Linked DNA regions of Homo sapiens: region 2 is linked to region 1. Evidence: read pairs that join two places in POLR2A ChIA-PET (ENCODE). Cell type or tissue: HepG2. All regions are shown on one strand. Links, peaks and the distances in the headings refer to the core of each region. The heading gives the core; the rest is flanking DNA.

Region 1 (11,172 bases), core at 2,321-7,320:
GAAGTCATGGAATATATGTATAATTCATTTAACTAAGCTATTTAATAAATGCAAGCTCCTTCATCCCCTCACTAGCTGAGCTCACAAGCACATAACGTTCATGCTATCAACAGTTTTATTTATCCCAGGACATACTTCCTAGATTATATTCCTACTGACTACTGTAGCTTACTTTCATTACATCATTCACTCAAAAACCCTCAGGATTTTTAGAGAGCAATATACTTTATAACATTACCTCATCAAACCTATAGGCAGAAAAAGGTATATTGTCAGGTCTGTTTTCATTTAAATCCACTTTTTTTCCAATCTGAAGGAGAAGCATCCCTTGCATGCATATTGCTCTATGTTTTACATTGGTCCCAAAGGTACTCACACACAATAGACTTCCAGAGCCTTTCATTTTCTGAAGATGAGAGGAGGAAGGAGGAAGGAGAAGGAGGAAGAAACGAAAGGAGAAATAGATGGGAAGACTACACAGACTCAGGAACGCAGTGGTGCACACTTGGTAAAAGGGCATAAGGTACTTTTAATATTTTGCACTAAGCCTTGTCATTCCTTCCACCTTCATAAAACCAGATTCTAAAAGGGCCAAAGCCTATCCTTATAAATTCAGAATGCCATGGATGTAAGAGAATTTGGGAGTGGTTTGTTTTAATTTTGAATTTCTTTTTTCGTTTATTTTTTTTTTTTTTGGAAAAACAGCTTAGAAACTTCAATCTGGTGAAAGTATCATTGACTTACATTGGGTTGTTTCAGCCCTGCATCAGATCCCAAAGTAACAAATAATCTTAATGTAACTACTATTTCCATCCAACCAGTTATAAGCATCTCCTAACCCAAAGAACACTTCCAGATTTTTCTTGCTGCTTTATCAGAGTTCAGGTTCACTTTGTCAAACTTTTTACAGTTCTAAAATAGAAAACAGAACCGATGCCCTATGTCTTACAATTAATTGCATGCACTTCTGTTTGTTCCACCAAGTTTCTCGACAGATACAATTTCTCCCCTTTCGAAGGTAAGCAGAAGGGGTCATGTATTCCTTAGTACATGCTGTGATAACAGTCCTTGTCTGTCATACACAGTAGGGCCGATGCTAAGACGAATCTCCTCAAATAAACAAACCAAAGCTTCTGTGCACTAGCAGTCCTTGGTTTTGTACTTTATACCAATTATATACCATTTCTGCCATATTATCCATACATTGTTTTTATATTCTTTAGGTAGTTTTTATGTGTTAATCTGCCTCCCTAGAGAATGCAAATAATAGTCATAAAAACAAAAATTGATATTATTGAGTATTTTTATGGGTCATAAAACTCTATTAAGATTTTTTATCTTAACTGTTTTTGATCACACTATTAAGATATGCATTGCCCATCCAGAGATAAAGCTACTTAAAAATAAAATCAAATTAAAAAGTTAAATATACATACACACACAAAGACAGGCAACTATAATTTGGACCTATTATAAAAATTCTCCCTGGCATCATTCCAAGGGACATATATAAGTTAAAGATCAGCAAAGTATTGCTTTCAAGGAGAAAGAAAAGACAGAATATGCAACCTACTTCTGTTGGTACACACAAGGCTACAAAGCAGTTTGCTGGTTAACACTCCAGGTATCTGGAGTAAACCAATCCTAGCTATTTTCTGAACTCTTTCTTTTAAGTGTTATAAATATGGTAATAAGGAATAACCAAGAAACAAAGTTGTGCCTCTTATGTAAACCTACTTGTAATGGAATTACATTAAATCTGGGAGTCATTCCACATGACAGCCTTCACTTACCTATCTAAGGTCATAACATCCCCAAACCAAGAAGCACCTACCCGGACAAATTCAAAGTGCCTCTTCGTCTCTGGTATACGTTTTAAAATCTCTCCTTGGTTAAGACACAGGAAGAAGGGAAATGAAATTTGAGTCTTAGGGTAATCATTTGCCATTGGGCAGACCCACATCAAGCTAGATGCCAGTACCTTGTCACATGGTAGGAATGCCTAAGTGGTTGCACTCAACCTGGGTGAGACAACTGGAAGTCCAAACCTTTAAAGTGCCACTGAAAGGGAGCAATCAATGGTACTCATTAATGTGCATGGGTTCCCTTCTTTCAGCACCTATTTCCTAGACCCTCTGCATCTGATCAGGCTATGAGACAAGTTCTAGCCAATAGAATGTGAATGTAAGTCATATGTACCCCATCCAGACCTGGTTCCTAAAACCTCCAAACCACCTATTAAGAGGTGACAGCATGCTGACAGCCCTCACAGCCCTTGCTGGCTCTCAGCGCCTCCTTGGCCTTGGCGCCCACTCTGGCCGTGCTTGAGGAGCCCTTCAGCCCTCCCCTGCACTGTGGGAGCCCCTTTCTCGGCTGGCCAAGGCCGGAGCCGGCGCCCTCAGCTTGCGGGGAGGTGTGGAGGGAGAGGTGCAGGCGGGAACCGGGGCTGCGCGGCAGGCACTTGAAGGCCAGTGCGAGTTCCGGTGGGCGTGGGCTTGGTGGGCCCGCACTGGGAGCGGCAGGCCGGCCCCGCCACCCCGGGCAGTGAGGGGCTTAGCACCTGGGCCAGCAGCTGCTGCACTCAATTTCTCACCAGGCCTTAGTTGCCTCCCCACGGGGCAGGGCTCGGGACCTGCAGTGCGGCCACGCCTGAGTCTCCCCACACCCCCACCATGGGCTCCTGTGCAGCCCGAGCCTCCCTGACAAGCGCTGCCCCCTGCTCCAGGGCGCCCAGTCCCATCCACTGCCAAAGGGCTGAGGAGTGCAGGCGTAGGGCGCGGGACTGGCAGGAATCTCCACCTGCCGCCCGGTGCGGGACCCACTGGGTGAAGCCATCTGGGCTCCTGAGTCTGGTGGGGACTTGGAGAATCTTTATGTCTAGCTAAGGGATTGTAAATGCACCAATCAGCACTCTGTATGTAGCTCAAGGTTTGTAAACACACCAATCAGCACCCTGTGTCTATCTCAGGGTTTGTGAATGCACCAATCAGCACTCTGTATCTAGCCCAAGGTTTGTAAATGCACCAATCAGCACTCTGTGTCTAGCTCAGGGTTTGTAAATACACCAATCGACACTCTGTATCTAGCTAATCTAGTGTGGACATGGAGAACTTTTGTGTCTAGCTCAAGGATTGTAAATGCACCAATCAGCACACTGTCAAAACAGACCAATCAGCTCTCTGTAAAACAGACCAATCAGCTCTCTGTAAAATGGACCAATCAGCAGGATGTGGGTGGGGCCAGATAAGAGAATAAAAGCAGGCTGCCTGAGCCACCAGTGGCAACCTGCTGGGGTCCCCTTCCACACTGTAGAAGCTTTGTTTTTTCACTCTTTGCAATAAATCTTGCTGCTGCTCACTCTTTGGGTCCACACTGTCTTTATGAGCTGTAACACTCACTGCAAAGGTCTGCAGCTTCACTCCGGAAGCCAGCGAGACCACAAACCCACTGGGAGGAACGAACAACTCCAGACACCCTGACTTAAGAGCTGTAACACTCACCGCGAAGGTCTGCAGCTTCACTCCTGAGCCAGCAAGACCACGAACCCACCAGAAGGAGGAAACTCCGAACACATCCGAACATCAGAAGGAACAAACTCTGGACACACTGCCTTTAAGAACTGTAACACTCACCATGAGCGTCCGCGGCTTCATTCTTGAAGTCAGTGAGACCAAGAGCCCACCAATTCTGGACACACTATCATACACTCTTCCTTCAGAGAAATTAATATCCAAGACTCTGGGGCTTTAGAGGATAATGAACTAGGTAAAAACAGCTTGGGAATCTGAATAACTTTGTGGAACATGCTGTGTCCCACTTTACCCCCAATCCACATTGTAATGTGATACGAACAAGAAATAAATATGTAATATATAAAGCCATTGAGATGTAGGGATTGGCCTGTTAAAGTCTTCATGCTACCATGACTAATCACACTGTGCGATTCCATCTACAAATGGCCTACATGGTTATTAATTAATCAAACATCCAATTTACCTGAAGTAGATGTCCAGACTCATTTGTACTGCCAGAACAGCCAGAACATGAAGTAGTCATGGTAATAGCCACAATGGTGTTTGGGCAACCAGATTTTAAAAACTGATTGACAGCAATTGAAAAGACCACATAAAGCAAGTGTGCCCAGAGAACAGCCTCTCTCAATTCTGGGGCGGATTCTCCCCACAGATTTATCTTGTTTAATCTGTGAGATGAGTACAATTGTATCACGGATGAGAGAACTGAGATTTAGTGTACCTCACCCAAGATCATCCAGCCTACATCTGTCTGCTTGAGTTCAGATCCTACACTCACAACCATTGCACTCCTGGAGGGCAAAAACCAGACTTCTGCATATCTTTGTTCTGTTTTTTGTTTCCCTCACACAGTTCTAAGCCTAGAGCTTAGTAGTGCCAGTAGTACCAGTTAATACATTCTCCAAAGAAGCTAACACACTTGTTTCTCAGAGGAAAAATCAACTACATTCGCAACATCTTTTCAAGCCATTCAGTTACAGTGTTTTATAATAAGTTGGAACAATAGGCCAGGAAGGGTATTTGACAGGAGGACATAGAAGAGTCAAAGGCAGGTGGCAACAGGAATCTCAACATGGGAGGATGGGGCTTGGGGGCTTAGAGCTTTAGAATATAAAGAAGAATTTTTTTTAGAAAGCAGTTACCAAGAAGAAGAAAAAAAACTCTTCTGAATGGGCTCTTTTGAGTGTTGATTCCACAAGTATAGTACAACATCGTGTTGGGACCACACAGTTTAAAGTACTAACAGATTTAGAGAAAGACAAACACATGAGAAATGTCCTTGTCTATAATGTTTAAATGGTCAGGGTTTAAAGGGAATGCAAGAGAGAGGGAAAAAAAAAACACTCTAAGCTAACATTAAAGATAAACACTTCCAAATTTCATAACAATGAGTTCACAATTCACTTTTCAGTATACTGCAGACAAGAACCTGAAAAAGAGACTCCTGAATTACCTAGTGACAATTTAATGTTCCAGGAAGTGGAGAAGATTCCATCAGAGTCACTGTTTCCACAGGAAAACATTGATTCGGAATGTTCATTGAGTAGCTAAGTCTTGTCACAAATATCTTTAGCTCCTCAAATTCAGAAGAGCAAGTGAGGTAAAGGGAAAAAAAACAAGAAAGAAAGAAAAGCTAGAAAGCTCACAGGACATGATTCCATACAGAATTAATAAAGTTAGACTGTGCATTTGAAAGACACGAGTTCAAATTGGGAACAGGCTAGCATATGTTATATCCCTATTTTTAAAGCACAAAAAGGGGAGAATAATTTGAAAATCAGACTGACTAAAATGGAAATAAAATTGCACTTTTAAAATGGATATTATCAGCTGATTCGTGCCCTGGAATATTAGGAAAATCAACCACAGCAACCACAGTAATAATAATAACTCTAATTTATATAAATCGCTGCTGCTTATCTTATTTGTTTTTTTGTTTTGTTTTTTATCCTTCTATAGACTATTTTCCTTTATTTTCTGTGTGACTCTTTTTGTCTTTTTTTGTACTTTAAATTTTTTTATTTTTAATTGTTCTGGGTACATAGTAGGTATAATATATTTATGGGGTACATGAGATGTTTACACAGAGACATGCAATGTGAAATAATCACATCATAGAGAATGGAGTATCCATTCCCTCAAGCATTTATCACTTGTGTTACAAACAATCCAGTTACACTCTCGGTTATTTTTAATTGTAGAAATAAGTTACTAACTCTAGTCACCCTGTTGTGCTATCAAATAGTAGGTCTTATTCATTCTTTCTATTTTTTCCTCATTAACCATCCCCCTCCCCCTTAGCCCCCTTATTTGTTATAACAAGAAACTTGTAAGTTAATCAGGGAAAGATTATTAAAAGATTAAGATAAACATAAGAATAAAAAATAGAAGCCAATTTTGTAGATGTACCATGGAGAAAATGGATACTGCAGGTAAAACAAAAAAGTCAGCATTCCTCCCATACATTTTTAACGAGGCTACAGCCACTAACACAGCTGCTGGAGGGAAATTTGGCAACATTTAACTAAGTAACAAATGTGCATACATTTTCAGGTAGCAATTGCACTTTTATGAATGTATCCTACAGATATACTGGCATATACCAAATGGTTTACCCAAAGTAGTTCATGAAGCATTGTTTATAATAACCAAAAAGTATGAGTAAAAATAGGAATCTGGTGAGATAATTCATGGTATTTCATAAAACTGAGTATCATGTAGCCCAAAAAAGAATGTAGAAATTCTTTATATATTAATATGTATAGCCTCCAAGATATGTCATTAAGTAGAAAAAAGACAAAACACAAAAAAATATAAAGTATGCACATCATGCTATCATTTATGTGAGGAAAATAAGAAGAGGGAGAGGATTTCATATATATCTAAAATATGTCTGAAAGGGAACAAAAAGAACTGGTAATATCTATCACCTCTGAGGAGAAGAATTAGGCTACTAGATTAGAAGAGAGATTTTTTGCTACATATTCTTCTATAGCCTTTGAATTTTATTCATGTGAATCAATAAATACATTCCCTGATCAAAAATAAAATGATTAGAATTACAAATTTTTTAAGATAGGCAGAATGCATTGTAAACTAGAAACAATTGCAAATCAAATTGATACCTATATATTTCTGCTTCCAGCTATGATAGAGTAACTAGTAACAGATTATCTGTCTCACAGAAAATACTTACAAAACTAAGTAAAATATATGAGGCAACCGTTTTCAAACAGTGGCTAACAAGCCAATCCAGAACTGAAATCCCTCTGCCCACGAATGTCCACCTCTGTGAATAAGGATATTTTCCTAAACATGACAAAAAGAGCTGGAGTCTGAGGCAGCTGGCATGGCTGGCATCTATAAAGCAGAGTCTTAGAGAGTAAAGACTTTAACACAGAGAAGTCTCAGAAGTTTTGCAGAGATTTGTCCCAGACATGGGACAAATCTGTGACTGAGATCACCACCATACATTTGCAGAGTGAGAATACTGGAGGCTTAACAGAGAGAAAATGTTATCAGGTTGAGAGAACAGAAATAGTGGAGGTCAAGTAATGCTGGAAGAAGAATAGTACTAGACATCATTGCAGTTCAGGTCCTATGGGTTTGAGAGAGCTCATAAATAAATACTACTTTGACACCCCTGGGATCTACCTGAGAAACAGAAAGTTGGTACCTCTCTACAAGTAAAGACTATGTCCTAAAGTAAGTCCTATGACTCCAGTAAAGTCTAAAACAAAGCCTATCATCAAGAAAAACATCCTCTATCAACACTGAATACTGCCAGGTTGAATAGGTTGGGAAAGCACCTGGGATTTCTCAAAGATTTGGACTAACAAAGCCTAAAACCATGCTTAAACATGTTCAACGTGATCAGCCAATTGAACAGCATGCTAAGATAACAAGCAAAATTCTTCAGAAGAAAATAACACAATCCAGAGGCATGATAACACATTGTCCAAAATGTCCAGTATGCAATAAAAAATCACCAGATAAAGAAATAAGATCTCCATTCCAAGATGGCCAAATAGGAACAACTCCAGTCTGCACCTCCCAGCGTCATCGATGCAGAAGATGGGTGATTTCTGCATTTCCAACTGAGGTACTTGGTTCATCTCATTGGGACTGATTGGACAGTGGGTGCAGCCCATGGAGCGGGAGCCAGCGCAGGGTGGGGCATCGCCTCACCTGGGAAGTGCAAGGGGTTGGGGGATTTCCCTTTTCTAGCAAAGGGAAGCCATGACAAACAGGACACTCCCGCCCAAATACTGCGCTTTTCCCACTGTCTTAGCAACCAGCAGACCAGGAGATTCTCTCCTGTGCCTGGCTTAGCAGGTCCCACACCCATGGAGACTTGCTCATTGCTAGCAGAGCAATCTGAGATTGACCTGCGAGGCAGCAGCCTGGTGGGGGGAGGGGTGTTCACCATTGCTGAGGCTTAAGTAGGTAAACAAAGTGGCCAGGAAGCTGGAACTGGGCAGAGCCCACCACAGCTCAGCAAAGCCTACTGCCTCTATAGACTCCACCTCTGTGGGCAGGGCATAGCTGAACAAAAGGCAGCAGAAGCTTCTGCAGACTTAAACATCCCTGTCTGACAGCTCTGAAGAGAGCAGTGGTTCTCCCAGCATGGCGTTTGAGCTTTGAGAACGGACAGACTGCCTCCTCAAGTGGGTCCCTGACCCCCACATAGCTTAACTGGGAGACACCTCCCAGTAGGGGCTGACAGACATCTCACACAGGCAGGTGCCCCTCTAGCACGAAGCTTATGGAGGAAGGATCAGGCAGCAATATTTGCTGTTCTGCAGCCTCCACTGGTGATACCCAGGCAAATAGGATCTGGAGTGGACCTCCAGCAAAATCCAACAGACCTGCAGCTGAGGGACCTGACTGTTAGGAGGAAAACTAACAAACAGAAAGGAATAGCATCAACATCAACAAAAAGGACATCCACACCAAAACCCCATCTGTAGGTCACCAACATGAAAGACCAAAGGTTGATAAAACCAAAAAGATGGAGAGAAACCAGTGCAGAAAATTTAAAAATTCTAAAAACCAGAGTGCCTCTTCTCTTCCAAAGGATCACAGCTCCTCACGAGCTATGGAACAAAGCTGGACGGAGAATGACTTTGACAAGTTGACAGAAGTAGGCTTCAGAAGGATGGTAATAACAAACTTCTCCAAGCTAAAGGGGCATGTTCTAACCCATTGAAGGAAGCTGAAAATCTTTAAAAAATGTTGGACGAATGGCAAATTAGAATAAACAGTGTAGAGAAGACTTTAAATGACCTGATGGAGCTGAAAACCACGGCACGAGAACTTCGTGATGCATGCACAAGCTTCAATAGCCTGTTAGATCAAGTCGAAGAAAGGATATCACTGACTGAAGATCAAATGAATGAAATAAAGCAAGAAGACAAGTTTAGAGAAAAAAGAGTAAAAAGAAACAAACAAAGCCTCCAAGAAATATGGGACTATGTGAAAAGACCAAATCTACGTCTGATTGATGTACCTGAAAGTGACGGGGAGAATGGAACCAAGTTGGAAAACACTCTGGAGGATATTATCCACAAGAACTTCCCCAAACTAGCAAGGCAGGCCAACATTCAAATTCAGGAAATACAGAGAACATCACAAAGATACTCCTCAAGAAGAGCAACCCCAAGACACATAATTTTCAGATTCACCAAGGTTGAAATGAAGGAAAAAATGTTAAGGGCAGCCAGAGAGAAAGGTCGGGTTGTCCACAAAGGGAAGCCCATCAGACAAACAGCAGCTCTCTCAGCAGAAACCTTATAAGACAGAAAAGAGTGGGGGCCAATATTCGACATTCTTAAAGAAAAAAATTTTCAACCCAGAATTTCATATCCAGCCAAACTAAGCTTTGTAAGTGAAGGAGAAATAAAATCCTTTACAGACAAGCAAATGCTGAGAGATTTTGTCACCACAAGGCCTGCCCTAAAAGAGCTCCTGAGGGAAGCACTAAACATGGAAAGGAACAACTGGTACCAGCCACTGCAAAAACATGCCAAATTGTAAAGACCATCGACACCATGAAGAAACTGCATCAACTAATGGGCAAAATAACCAGCTAACATCATAATGACAGGATCAAATTCACACATAACAATATTAACCTTAAATGTAAATGGGCTAAATGCTCCAATTAAAAGACACAGACTGGCAAATTGGATAAAGAGTCAAGACTCATCAGTGTGCTGTATTCAGGAGACCCATCTCACATGCAGAGAAACATATAGGTTCAAAATAAAGGGATGTAAGAAGATCTACCAAGCAAATGGAAAGCAAAAAGAAGCAGGGGTTGCAATCCTGGTCTCTGACAAAACAGACTTTAAGCCAACAAAGATCAGAAGAGACAAAGAAAGGCATTACATAATGGTAAAGAGATAATTCAACAAGAAGATCTAACTAACCTAAATATATATGTACCCAATACAGGAGCATCCAGATTCATAAAGCAAGTCCTTAGAGACCTAAAAAGAGACTTAGATTCCCACATAATAATAATGGGACACTTTAACACCCCATTGTCAATATTAGACCGATCAACCAGAGAGAAGGTTAACAAGGAAATCCAGGACTTGAACTCAGCTCCGCAACAAGCGGGCCTAATAGACATCTACAGAACTCTCCACCCCAAATCTACAGAATATACATTCTTCTCAGGACCACATCACACTTATTCTAAAATTGACCACATAATTGGAAGTAAAGCACTACTCAGCAAATGTAAAAGAACAGAAATTACAAAAAACTGTCTCTCAGACCACAATGCAATCAAATTAGAACTCAGGATTAAGAAACTCACTCAAAACTGCTCAACTAAATGGAAACTGAACAACCTACTCCTGAATGACTACTGGGTACATAATGAAATGAAGGCAAAAATAAAGATGTTCTTTGAAACCAACGAGAACAAAGACACAACATACCAGAATCTCTGGGACACATTTAAAGCACTGTGTAGAGGGAAATTTATAGCACTAAATGCACACAAGAGAAAGCAGGAAAGATCTAAAATCGACACCTTAACATCACAATTAAAAGAACTAGAGAAGCAAGAGCAAACAAATTCAAAAGCTAGCAGAAGACAAGAAATAACTAAGATCAGAGGAGAACTGAAGGAGATAGAGACACACAAAAAACCCTTCAAAAAATCAATGAATCCAGAAGTTGGTTTTTTGAAAAGATCAAAAAAATAGACTGCTAGCAAGACTAATAAAAAAGAGAGAAGAATCAAATAGATGCAATAAAAAATGATAAAGGTGATATCACCACTGATCCACAGAAATACAAACTACCATCAGAGAATACTATAAACACCTCTACACAAATAAACTAGAAAATCTAGAAGAAATGGATAAATTCCTGGACACATACACCCTCCCAAGAATAAACCAGGAAGAAGTTGAATTCCTGAATAGATCAATAACAGGCTCTGAAATTAAGGCAATAATTAATAGCCTACCAACCAAAAAAAGTCCAGGACCCGATGGATTCACAGCTGAATTCTACCAGAGGTACAAAGAGGAGCTGGTAACATTCCTTCTGAAACTAATCCAATCAAAAGAAAAAGAGGGAATCCTCCCTAACTCATTTTATGAGCATCATTCTGATACCA
Region 2 (11,172 bases), core at 4,136-9,135, 70 kb after region 1:
AGAAAAATCTTCTAGCTTCTGAAAAACAGAAACTATAAACCAAGCTTATGTTAGATGCACCATTTGCTCAACTCCATGCAAGAAAAATTTCTCCAAAACCTACCTGTACACTTACTTTATAGCAGTTTTCCCCAATAAGAAGTTAGCATTTACTGCAAAGTTTATAAAATACCCAAGGAACTATGGAGAATGAATGAATTTTGATTAGCCATTTCATCTTCCTTGACAATTGTTCATTTTCTCCCCACCTTTTTATAAAACTACAAAGCAAGGGATTCAAATACCTGACATAGAAGAGGATGGGTGAGGTAAAGAGAGAAAAATATCCCAGGACTACTTTTTCACTATAAGACATAAGTATTAAATCATAGCAATCTCTATAATCACAATGTTCAGTGATATTTTAATAGCCTTGGAAATTTTTTAACATATGGATCAAGAATTTAAAAGTAAAATCATTTTCCTAATTTCTTCCAGATGGTAAATATTATAATTTTTTTCATTACCTTATTGGTTACAAGGCATAGATTCTACATAGACATACTGAAGAACAGTAAGGAAAGAAAAGAGAAAAGAAAAAAAGGTATGGCAGAAATAGCTTAGTGGATCATTGTTGTGGACTGAATGTTCATATCGTCCCAAAATTCATATGCTGAGATCTAATTCCCAATGTGTTGGTGCTTGGAGATGGTATCTTTGGAAGATAATTAGGTCATGAGAGTGGAGCCATCAGGAATGGGGTTCGTGCCTTTACAAAAAGAAGCCAGAGAGCTAGCTCACCCTCTTTCTGCCATGTGAAGATAATAGGAGAAGTCAGCCACTTGCAACCCAAAAGACAGCCCTCACCAGAACCTGACCAGGCTGGCACACTAATCTCAGAATTCTAGCCTCCAGAACTGTAAAAAAAAAATAAATTTCTGTTGTTTATAAGACACCCAGTTGATGATACTTTGTTACAGCAGCCTGAACTAAGACAATCACCAAACCAACTTTTTATTCTTCCCAGACACAAATAGGACTATAGCCCCAGCTTCCCTTTCACTATATGGGGCCATGTGACCAAGCTCTGGCCAATAGAAGGTGAGCAGACTTCTATGAGTTTTCTCCTTTGCCAAAGCACAGACACCAGGAAGCTGGTCGTGACAACAAGGTGATAAGAGTGGAGTCACAAGAACACTGCTTGAATGAATGAGAAGAATCTGCCCATCAAGAATACTCACTTTAGGCTTTGATTGAGTGAGAAATAAACTTCTCAGTTAAGTCAACAAGATTTCAGATTTTATATGTTATGGCAGTTAACATCACCAAAACTAACATGTAGAATCTAATAAGGATATCTAAAGCTCTGGAAATGTATTTCCTGGAATGGTACAACTTTATTCCTTTCTTGTTGATTTTAGATTTTATAACATAATTGTATATCTCAGATGTTATTACCATATCTTCCATTAAATATCATGTTTGTAGATAATTGTCCTAGCTGCAAAATATATAGATGCTTATAAATTTTGTTTTAGCAATTTTAAGTAGCAATATATATTGTCAGTACATCCTAAACTGAAAGGGCAGAGATCTGGATTCTAGTTCCAGGTACTCTAGGTTCCTGTCACAGTTCTACTGTATATGAAACTTAAACCTGGTAACATCTTGGTTCCACCATTTATTTGTCAAATATGGTAACTGAATTAAATAAGGCTGGAGACTCTAAAAAGTAAAATTTTATAAGAAAATTTTTATGTTTCTTTTCTGGGGGTGGGTGGGGGACAGAGTTTCACTCTGTTGCCTGCCCAGGCTGGAATGCAGTGATATAATCATGACTCAACTGCAGCATGGAACTGACAGGCTTAAGTGATCCTCCCACCTCAGCATCCCAAGTAGCTGGGACCACAGATGTGAGCCACCACACCCAGCCAAGAAAATTAATATATTTCTACCCAGTACTTTTTGCATATACTACAGATTGGTCATTCCTTCATTATTAACATAGAAAATATTTTGAGGAGAAAAGTAGCAACCTCATAATAACCCTTTTTCTTTGAGAATTATCCTAAAAGTTCTGCCAACATGAAATAAATGTCTAGTAGGTTATAAGCTCCTTGAGGAAACCATGTATTGTTCATCTTTGTGTTTCTAGCACCTAACTCCTGATTTTTGCTGAATAAATAAATTCCTATTGAGAAGTTAAAAAAAAACATTATTTCACTATAGTTTTAAATTACTGAAGAAGTGTTCTTATCCAATCACCAAAGGCACAAAAAAGTCAGGTCAATGGCCCTAGATCCAGTTTTCAAATACTACTACAAATGAAATTGTTTCATTCCTAGAAAGTTCTCTCATGAATTTCTGGGTGAGCTGTGTGAGATAAAAGTGGAGATAATCCACTCCATTTTAATACGTTTTACTTATTGTGATTCCTCTATAATTTCTTCTATCTTTTAAAAAGGGTTCAACAGGTGAAATGGGGAACTGCTTTAGCATAACCAATATTGCTGTTAGGAAATCATCAAACTATAACAGCAGTGAGCTGAAACCACTGAAATGTAGGATGCAGCTATGGACATTATTCCAAAAAGCATAATGATTTTCTGAAGCAGAACCACCTAAAAATTTGGGATTCAAAACTGCTAATTGATCTTTCAAATCATTCAGAAGGTCATTTTGACCATTCATTGCATCCCTGAGATGAAAAGACTACTAGGAATAAGCATCACCTCAAAACCTACATAATTATTTCCTTAGCAAAATTTAATAATGAGAGTCAAGACAGGAATTAAAAAAAAAAAAAAAACCCAAGAACATCTGTCAGTCTAAATTTCCTAACCCACTTTTTCCTGTGAGGAAAATATGTCCTCTAAAACTTCGTCATTGGCAGCTCCAAATGTAGGCTGTGAAGGAATGCTTATCTAACTATTGGCTTAGTGCTGTATCTAAGTGGAAAGAAAGCTTAACCAACAGGAACATTCATCCTGTTTGAGGGAAGCAAACATAGCTTAGAAAGTTAGTCAATCCAATCAATAAGAAATATATCTGATACTTTCCATTTTAAAAATTGAAAATTTGCAAAGAATTTTTATTAATATACTGATAATTGTTGCAATATGTAATATTTATACGACTATGGCACATGGAAGTTTACTAAATATGTTTTCACATACAATGCCACATTCGTTTATCACAGTAAACCTATCGGTATTTTTAATACTCAAGTAATAGATGGATCAGCATTGAAGCTCCAATGGGAGCTTCAATGGGAGCTTAAACAAATGTAAGGTCCAAAAGCCTTCATAACATTAGGATCAAACAGTGAAGATTTTCTTTGCTTCAAAAGTTTTGTCCATTACTGGGAATATGTTTTAGAAGTAAAGAGTCCTAACCCTAGCGTGATGAGCTACAGTCATAATAATAGTGTACATGTACAGCACATTACAAATTACACATTACAATGTTCTTTTGACAAGCACTTTCTCATTGTGATGTGGATATTCACCAATCTAGTAAAATACCAGAACATATATCATTATTTTCATTTTAAAGACATAGAGACTGAGGCTTAGAAAACGTTTCATGGCCTGAGCGTGGTCCCGTTGACTCTAAGATTAATTCACCAAAATGTTCTGCTTCTTGAAATCAGATATTAGAGGAACACAGTTATAGTTAAGTTGGAATCACTGATTGTCTTGAAATTAAATGAAAGCTCCTCTTCTACCAGTGTCTAGCTCCACAAAAGGAGGGACTTAAAGAAATGTAGGGCATTTAACTCCTTGGTGGTGTGCTTTTTCTGTGGGAAGAGGGACATTTGTTTCATTCGTTTTGTTCTGCTTTTTTAAAAACATGCTCAAGGTAGACAGCAACTCTTTTGAAAACACAAAGTAAGAATTATTAAATTCTTGGGCAAGCTGAAGAAATCAAATCAGTCCTATATATAACACAGGAAAAACGTTGGAGGGAAGAGCAAATTTTTCCAAAAACAAAATTCACCAAAAAAAAAAAAACCCACTGGAAAATGTAATTCAATCAAAAAATTATATTTTCTTCAATTTGGATTTATGTCTTTGCTTCAGTAGGTAGTGTTAATAGTCTCCAAATGCCAGTGTGTATTCATGAACACTTAGCAAGTTCATGATGTGATACATTCCTTTTTGGATACATCTTTCGTCAAATCCATCTGTCTATGGCAGATATGCATAGTTTTACAGAACCTTATCTGCAAAAGAACTTCCACAGTTAGACAAAAATGGTTTTAGAAAATTGAGAGGAGTGGATAGAAGAAAGATCAACTATTGCTGTTTGGGAGATTTTTTTTGCTTTCCCCACCATGCCTTGCCCCCAGCCCACTGTCCACTGGGCACCTGGCACCTCTAGACTCCATTTCTTAAAGCTCTGTTCTTTCACAAGTAAGAGATATGACTCTGGCATCTCAGGAAGAACTGAAGTGATGGAAGTCCCAGAGGAAAGTACCGATGCAAGACGTAAATACTCCTAGTATACACCCACCAGAATTTCCTTGAGCCTTGGTTTTAAACATCCTCTGAATTATATAGGCAGCTGATTAATGTTTGATAATTAAGCATTTTTATGTGATTCATCTCAATAAGAGCCCAAGCAAGGTAATGTAAACAATGAAGGCATAAAAAGGTGGAAGGAGATGTGAATACTACACCAAGTGGGCCACATGGACCTAAGGAAAAAGAGGAGCTGAGTTGAAGTCAGGAGCTGATTCAGATAAAGCAGCTTCAACTCTACTACTTCTTACTCTTAGATGGGCTCCAGACCACCTTGAGGGATGGGATTATATTTATTTTATAGATGCACTCCTTTCTCCCACTAATACAGTCAGTTAGGAATGTATAGCTAAGAATGAGCCAACCATTACTATTCGTGTCTATGGCTACAGAAACTCAATAAATCAACTCACTATTCTGGGTCAATAAATGAACTCATTATACTGTTTCTTCATGAAGTAAATGTGTTTCTAAAGGAATGTATTAAAATTACATTTTTAAAAATCTATGTATTTTGCATATATTTGATTGATACAGAAAAGGAGTCTACGTTGGCTACTTTTCTTTCTTTCTACAAACTTCATTCATTGGTGTGATCTGAAAGGGGATAATATTTCAGAAAGCAAAAATATTTTTAACAACAAAACTTTGTATTTCCAGTGTGATCTAAACACAAAATTATGCAAAACACAACTAATATTTCTCTCCTACTGGCTAAATCATGCCAGTTGTTTAGGTGCAATCAAAAATAAGCCACTAATGTTATTTTTATAGGAATTGGCAAGTAATTGCCAACTATAGCTATTAAAAGTTTATATTTGCCACAGGAGCCTGTGATTTTAAATACTGTTCAAATGATTTATGCTTGAGAGTTATACATAGCACAAATACATACATTTGTATCTACAGGTCTAAAGAGGAAAAATTAGACAAAAAGCAACTTGAAAAGGAACCCCTTTATTTTTAATGACCTACCTTTGTGCTGTATTGAGAAAAAGTATAAAAATTATTTGGGAGGAAGAAAAATATTTCTAAGCACTAATTTCATAGGCAAAAGCCCTATTATTTTTTATGATAGGCTAGGGGAAATCAATAATGATTTAAAAGCAAACAGTAAACTGCTCACATTTACCAGTCTATACTCAGTATTAATTCTACCCTGCAGTGTATGCTATAGAAGGTAATGAAATGCTGATGTTTTCTGGTTTTCCACTTCAATCTGCTCCAGCTTTATCCTAAACCTTGTCAGCAACAGAAGTTACCCCCCAGCAATCATACAAACCTAATAACGGCTTCCCTGGCTTAATTTGATCTGCTCCAATCACAAATTCCAATCCACATACTTTCTTCTGTTATGGTTGTGTCTGTATGTGTTTAATGTACTTTTTATAAGGCTTTTTTACAACAAGCGCATGGTTTTTCATTCAGCCCTCTACCACATAAACAGAACCACTGAAGAGCATTTTTGTTCATATAAAAATGTTTTAGTTATTCATAGTGTATGTCTTCAATTGGCTGCAGATTACAGTGAACAAAAGTATTGCTGCCATCATTTTACATTTCTCCTGTTACTGTGCCCTATCTGCTGTGTACCCCTGTCCCCAAAGCATTTATTATAATATTTGCTGCTTGCTCTCAGTTTTGGACTGAGATGCTTGGGGGTGGGAAAACTTAAAACTTGCCTGACTCAAGTGCTCTCTAAGCTTTGATCCCAGCATCCTGCTTTAACCTGCTCCTGTTGGACCTCTGCCACTTTACTGACCCCATAAAACAAACAGAGCTAGCAAATGCATCAAACAGCCTCCTTCAAAATGCAGCTTGACTGTGATTCATGGCACAAAGCTGGAATAACCCTGCCAGTTCTTAGAAGCTTTAAGATTCATCGTCTTGAACTTGATACACATAGTATAGCACCTTAAAAACGAATCATCTGCTAGTTCAGTATTTTCTACTTACAATCACTCCCTCCCAGGGCATGTAATTAATTTACTGAGCTTAAAAAAAAAATATCAGGATTACTCACACAGTCTTGAAGATGCAATGTCAGCTATTTAGGACAGAAACATCCAAGGCCGTGTCAGAACTCAATTACGACTACATATGCATTAAGGCAGGAACTGGCAGGCCTCAGGGTACGCCAACTATAGGACTCGTGCTTCTCGTACGCTGGGCTATAATCTATGAAACTGAGCTCCAGAGCCAGCCAATCACTTAGCTCCTCATAACAAGTCTAACTGGCTCTGGAAAGCTGAAAGGGCTGCACTGGAACAACACAGATGAGATATTCTACACATTAATCTACTTATCTGGAATCACTTTGCCTCTAAAGGCCAGAGAAAAATCACAGCTTCCTTGTCGGAGGGGAAAAGGACAGGTGATCTGGGGAAAACGCAGCTACACCTGGAGCAAGGTCTCTTCCCGGCTTGGCAATCTCAGCTGTGCCGGCGCTACGGGACCCGAGCCGTCCCAGAAACCAAAGGGCAGGCACGGCAGCAAACGCCTGAGGTAATTTTCATCTTTCTTTTTATTTTTAGTAGAATAATGCAGACTGAAAGTGATAAGCATAAAGTCGCTGAGGCAACTAGATATGCTTCGATTTTATTTTACATTTTCCTATTCTAATCGTGTGCAGGATCATTTGTTATGAAGTCTGAGGAGGGGGAGAATTAATGTACCTGAAATAAACTTGAAACTAAAACGATCATTTGTGGAGGAAAATACAGGATTTTCCAGAACAGTTTCAGAGCTACCTTTGCAGATGGGTAGGCTTTTCACCCACCCACAGAAAGAAGAGTCAACGGGGCTGAGACAGGACAGGGATGGGTTTCAGGAGCACAATTAAAAGTTTTTCGTATCTTAAAGAAAATATCTATGTTCAGAGAGAAAATTGAGAAGATAAGTTACTGCCCAGTTCCTCTGGTCTTTGACACTTAGACCACATAAGAATGTTCCATGGTAGAAGGGTTGGGACAGAGAATCTTAGGAATCCTAAGAGAGAATCAATACTGCTCCCCTACCCCAGGTTTTTCTTGTTTTCTTTACAATAGTATCCTTATTTCCCATTACATTTTAGTGTTAGTCATACCAATTACTTGTTACACCATACTTCTACATTTGCAGTTATTAAAGGATCTGCAGAAAACATTTTAAAGTCAAAATGATTATAGAGGCAACTAAAATAAGAAAGCAAAAAAATATGTGAAACTGACATACACATAACCAGAACACCACACCCCTTAGATACTTAATGTACTTAACCCAATGACAAATCCTTCCAAATCCTTAGCAAATTGTCTGTTTCTTTAATACATTTTGTAGCAAGTGTAACATTAGCAACGAAGAAAAACTTTGGCAATAAACTTGTACATAACTAAATCAATCCTTATGCTTTCATAGTGACGATAGAATATACATAATATTTTATTTGTTTTGTTGGACTTATAAAATCCTAAGGCAAGAAGCTGAGAAGAAAATTTTGCTTTATTTAGTGGTGACATATAAACAGTAACAGAAGAGACATTTATGCACTTTTTTTGGCTGTAGATAATTGACTGAATTCAACTTGAGATTTGACACCAGAAAGAAAAACGTTGCAATAGACAGAAAACAGAAAAAGTAATCCATTGGCAATTTCCCCCCAGGGTTTGTTCTTTGAATTGTCCAATCTGTGACTAGCCAGGGAAGAATATTTCTGCTCTGTTTAAATAGTTTTTATTTAATTAAACCTTTGTTTATTTGACAGTGCTGCTGCCTTCGGTGACTATATGAGAATGGAAACTTCTAAGGAAGCCAGGTTGTTAGAATTGTTACCCCCTTTACTCAGAGATAACATAGATTATCCAGGCTGAGATGGAAAACAAGCCCTTTATTGAATTTTCAACACAGACTCCCTGCTTCTCATCTCCTTAATAAAATTTCATTAAAATCCCCTTGAACTCCCATGTTCAAATCTCCATTTGTTGACAGACAAAGCCAACAATACTCTAAACTGAGGCCTGCAAGTCATTTCATTTGTATTTTTGTCCAGAAATTTCCCATAGGAAGACTTCACCTCCTACAACTCCGAAGAAAACCCTTACTGTCCAAGACCGTCACCAGCAACCATCCGCAGTCATTCAAGTGGAAGCTTTCACAGCTTTTGTACATTCTCTGTGTCAATATACAACTGAGTTACAGACTGTCCCCTGGCTCCCTGACCCTTACAAACACTAAAAGTTTTGTTTGACTCAACTTCAAGCTGCTCATCTGTTAGTAAGTGATGTTCACTCCAGAACACATTCATGATGAGAACTTTCTAAAAGACCAGCACTGCTCTTCCCCTCCTATAATCATAATAATCATGATAACCTGAAACATGTTACTGGGACTCGACATTTTTCTGGGGATTGAAATCTTTAGTCCTTGGAGCTGTCACATAGCAGGGGCAACCTCACACTGAAACAAAGGAAGTGATGTCCCATTATTATCCACCCTGAGCCACCATAATATGCTGTTTACATTTATTTTCTTCAGCCTGTGCAAAACAAAGCAATGGAAAAGGAAACTAAAAAATATACATACTAGTACCATTATCTTCTTTTGCCTAAAATTACTAATGCACCACGTCAGTCTGCTTCCTTCAGGCATCATTCTCAATTCATCAGGACTTGTATTAGCAGGTTCTGGCTAGAGAGACTATCTCCTGTCATCACGATCAATTAATGTTTTCTGGTGATCACATCAGGCCCTATCTAAGAAGCTCATGGTATACAAGGGTCACCCAAATAGCTGAGTGCAGTCCTTGCTCATATTTCCTTCATCTTAACCCCGCAAACAAGAATTAAGATGATCCCAATAAAAGAAAAATTGCTCAGGAAACTGAACCTTTTTCTGAACCAAGCACTGTCAGCAAATCTCAGGTATTAGAGCAACTATGGTTGATTGAAAAGTGTCTCAAAATCTGGGCCAAGAATGATTGCTAGGTCCATAAGCTAATTTGTCTGGCCTTGCCATTTACGTAAGCCAAAGAAAGTCACTCATGAGTAAACTATAGAAAACGTTCAGACCCATCCTGTTAGTATGTCAAATCAACTAAGACTGGCAGGGTATTAACTCCATTCCAGGTGACATGGATAAAGAGCCCCATTATTTTCACAGTGCCAGCCTCTACCTAAGGAAACCCTAGACCTTGGAACCAGTTTCCTGGTAGGGAACTGCTGACAGTTTCAATGCTGACAGTTGGAGCCAATGCCTCATAGTGTAAACTGAAAGAAAAATAGTTGCTTTTTAAAATGTCAGCAAGAAGGCCTGCCTCATCTTAACAAAGCAAAAAAAAATGCTTTAATTCAAATTAAAAATCATGATACTAGAGATGGGAGTCTGTGGTCACTATAAAGATAAAGTTCATGTTCTTGGTTCAGATAACAAAACACTTTATCTGGATAAATGGACCTCAAAATTTGCTCTTGGCACATGGGGGAAATTTTTTGTTGTATTTTGTTGTTGTTGTTGTTCTTGTTGTTATTGTTTAAATTAATCTTCCTAAGGCCATGAATATGAAATCATATTAATAATGCATGTGACAAAATTCTAAAATATATTACACTTAAAATTAGCATAAACCATCAACTTTTAGTACTCATATATTGCAGTCAAAACTCTTCTAGGTAATGAGACCTGAACAGAAGGATCCATTTATCTGTGGTCTTGCTCTTTGTCTAAGTTTCTCGAAAGCATTAGGACAATGACATATACAAAAACTGGCAATTACATTTAATAAGAAAAATGTGGGGAGTGCATTCTTAATATTTGATGCTAAAACCATATCTTTGCTTTAAACATGTAAAGCAGTATAACATGGTGGTTGGTAGAAACTCTGGAGTCAGGCCACCTGGGTTCACATCCCAGCTCTGACTCTTAATTGTTAGACCCTGAGCAAGCTACTTAACAGCATTATGCCTCAGTTTCCTCCTATATAAAAGGGTGCCACACACAGTAACTACCTCCTAGGCTGGTGTGAAGATTAAATGGGCAAATACATGCTTAGAACTGAGCCTATTATATGGTGACTGCTCATTAAAAGAAAATTGTCGGGAGGGATAGCATTGGGAGATATACCTAATGCTAGATGACGCGTTAGTGGGTGCAGCGCACCAGCATGGCACATGTATACATATGTAACTAACCTGCACAATGTGCACATGTACCCTAAAACTTAAAGTATAATTAAAAAAAAAAAAAAAAGAAAATTGTCAGCTAGAAATGGTGGCTCGCCCCTTTAGTAATCCCAGCCCTTTAGAAGGCCAAGGATCACTTGAATCCAGGAGTTTGAGACCACCCTGAGCAACACAGCAAGACCCCATCTCTGCAAAAAAGAGAAACAAATAAATAAATAGCTGGGCATGGTAGCACACACCTGTAGTCCCAGCTACTTGGGAGGCCAAGGTGGGAGGATCACTTAAGTCCAGGAGTTGGAGGCTGCAGTGAGCTATGGTTGTGCTATTGCACTCCAGCCTCAGTGACAGAGTGAGATCCTGTCTCAAAGAAAAAATTGAAAAAACATAAATAAATAGAAATAAAATTGTTTTTATTAGGATTAAGCTCACTGCAATAAATATACACAATATTGAAAATGAAGGTGAATTCCATGGAATACTATGCAGCCATAAAAAAGGATGAGATCATGTCCTTT

The links. ChIA-PET counts read pairs that join two places held together with the same protein. Peaks named below come from ENCODE experiments on the same cell type or tissue, not always from the same donor. Only the 100,000 strongest peaks of a DNase experiment are listed, where the experiment ranks them.
Region 2: POLR2A ChIA-PET joins it to region 1 with 12 read pairs; 2 of 35 experiments call an interaction of 5 or more read pairs at or near these places.

What each region holds. Positions count from the first base shown.
Region 1 is chr5:60,413,035-60,424,206 of GRCh38, forward strand. It overlaps a transcript of PDE4D not described here. Among named protein-coding and RNA genes, the nearest start is that of PART1, 69 kb to the right of the region's middle. RefSeq lists enhancers at 1,847-2,505, 3,505-3,614. In HepG2, for the core only: no CTCF peak of the experiment used is centred there; a DNase peak (open chromatin) is centred at 4,867.
Region 2 is chr5:60,481,417-60,492,588 of GRCh38, forward strand. PART1 (prostate androgen-regulated transcript 1) reads left to right here and starts at 6,297. Exons shown (of 4, transcript NR_024617.1): 1 at 6,297-7,007. It also overlaps a transcript of PDE4D not described here. In HepG2, for the core only: no CTCF peak of the experiment used is centred there; DNase peaks (open chromatin) are centred at 6,255, 6,685 and 8,665; H3K4me3 peaks cover 4,202 bases.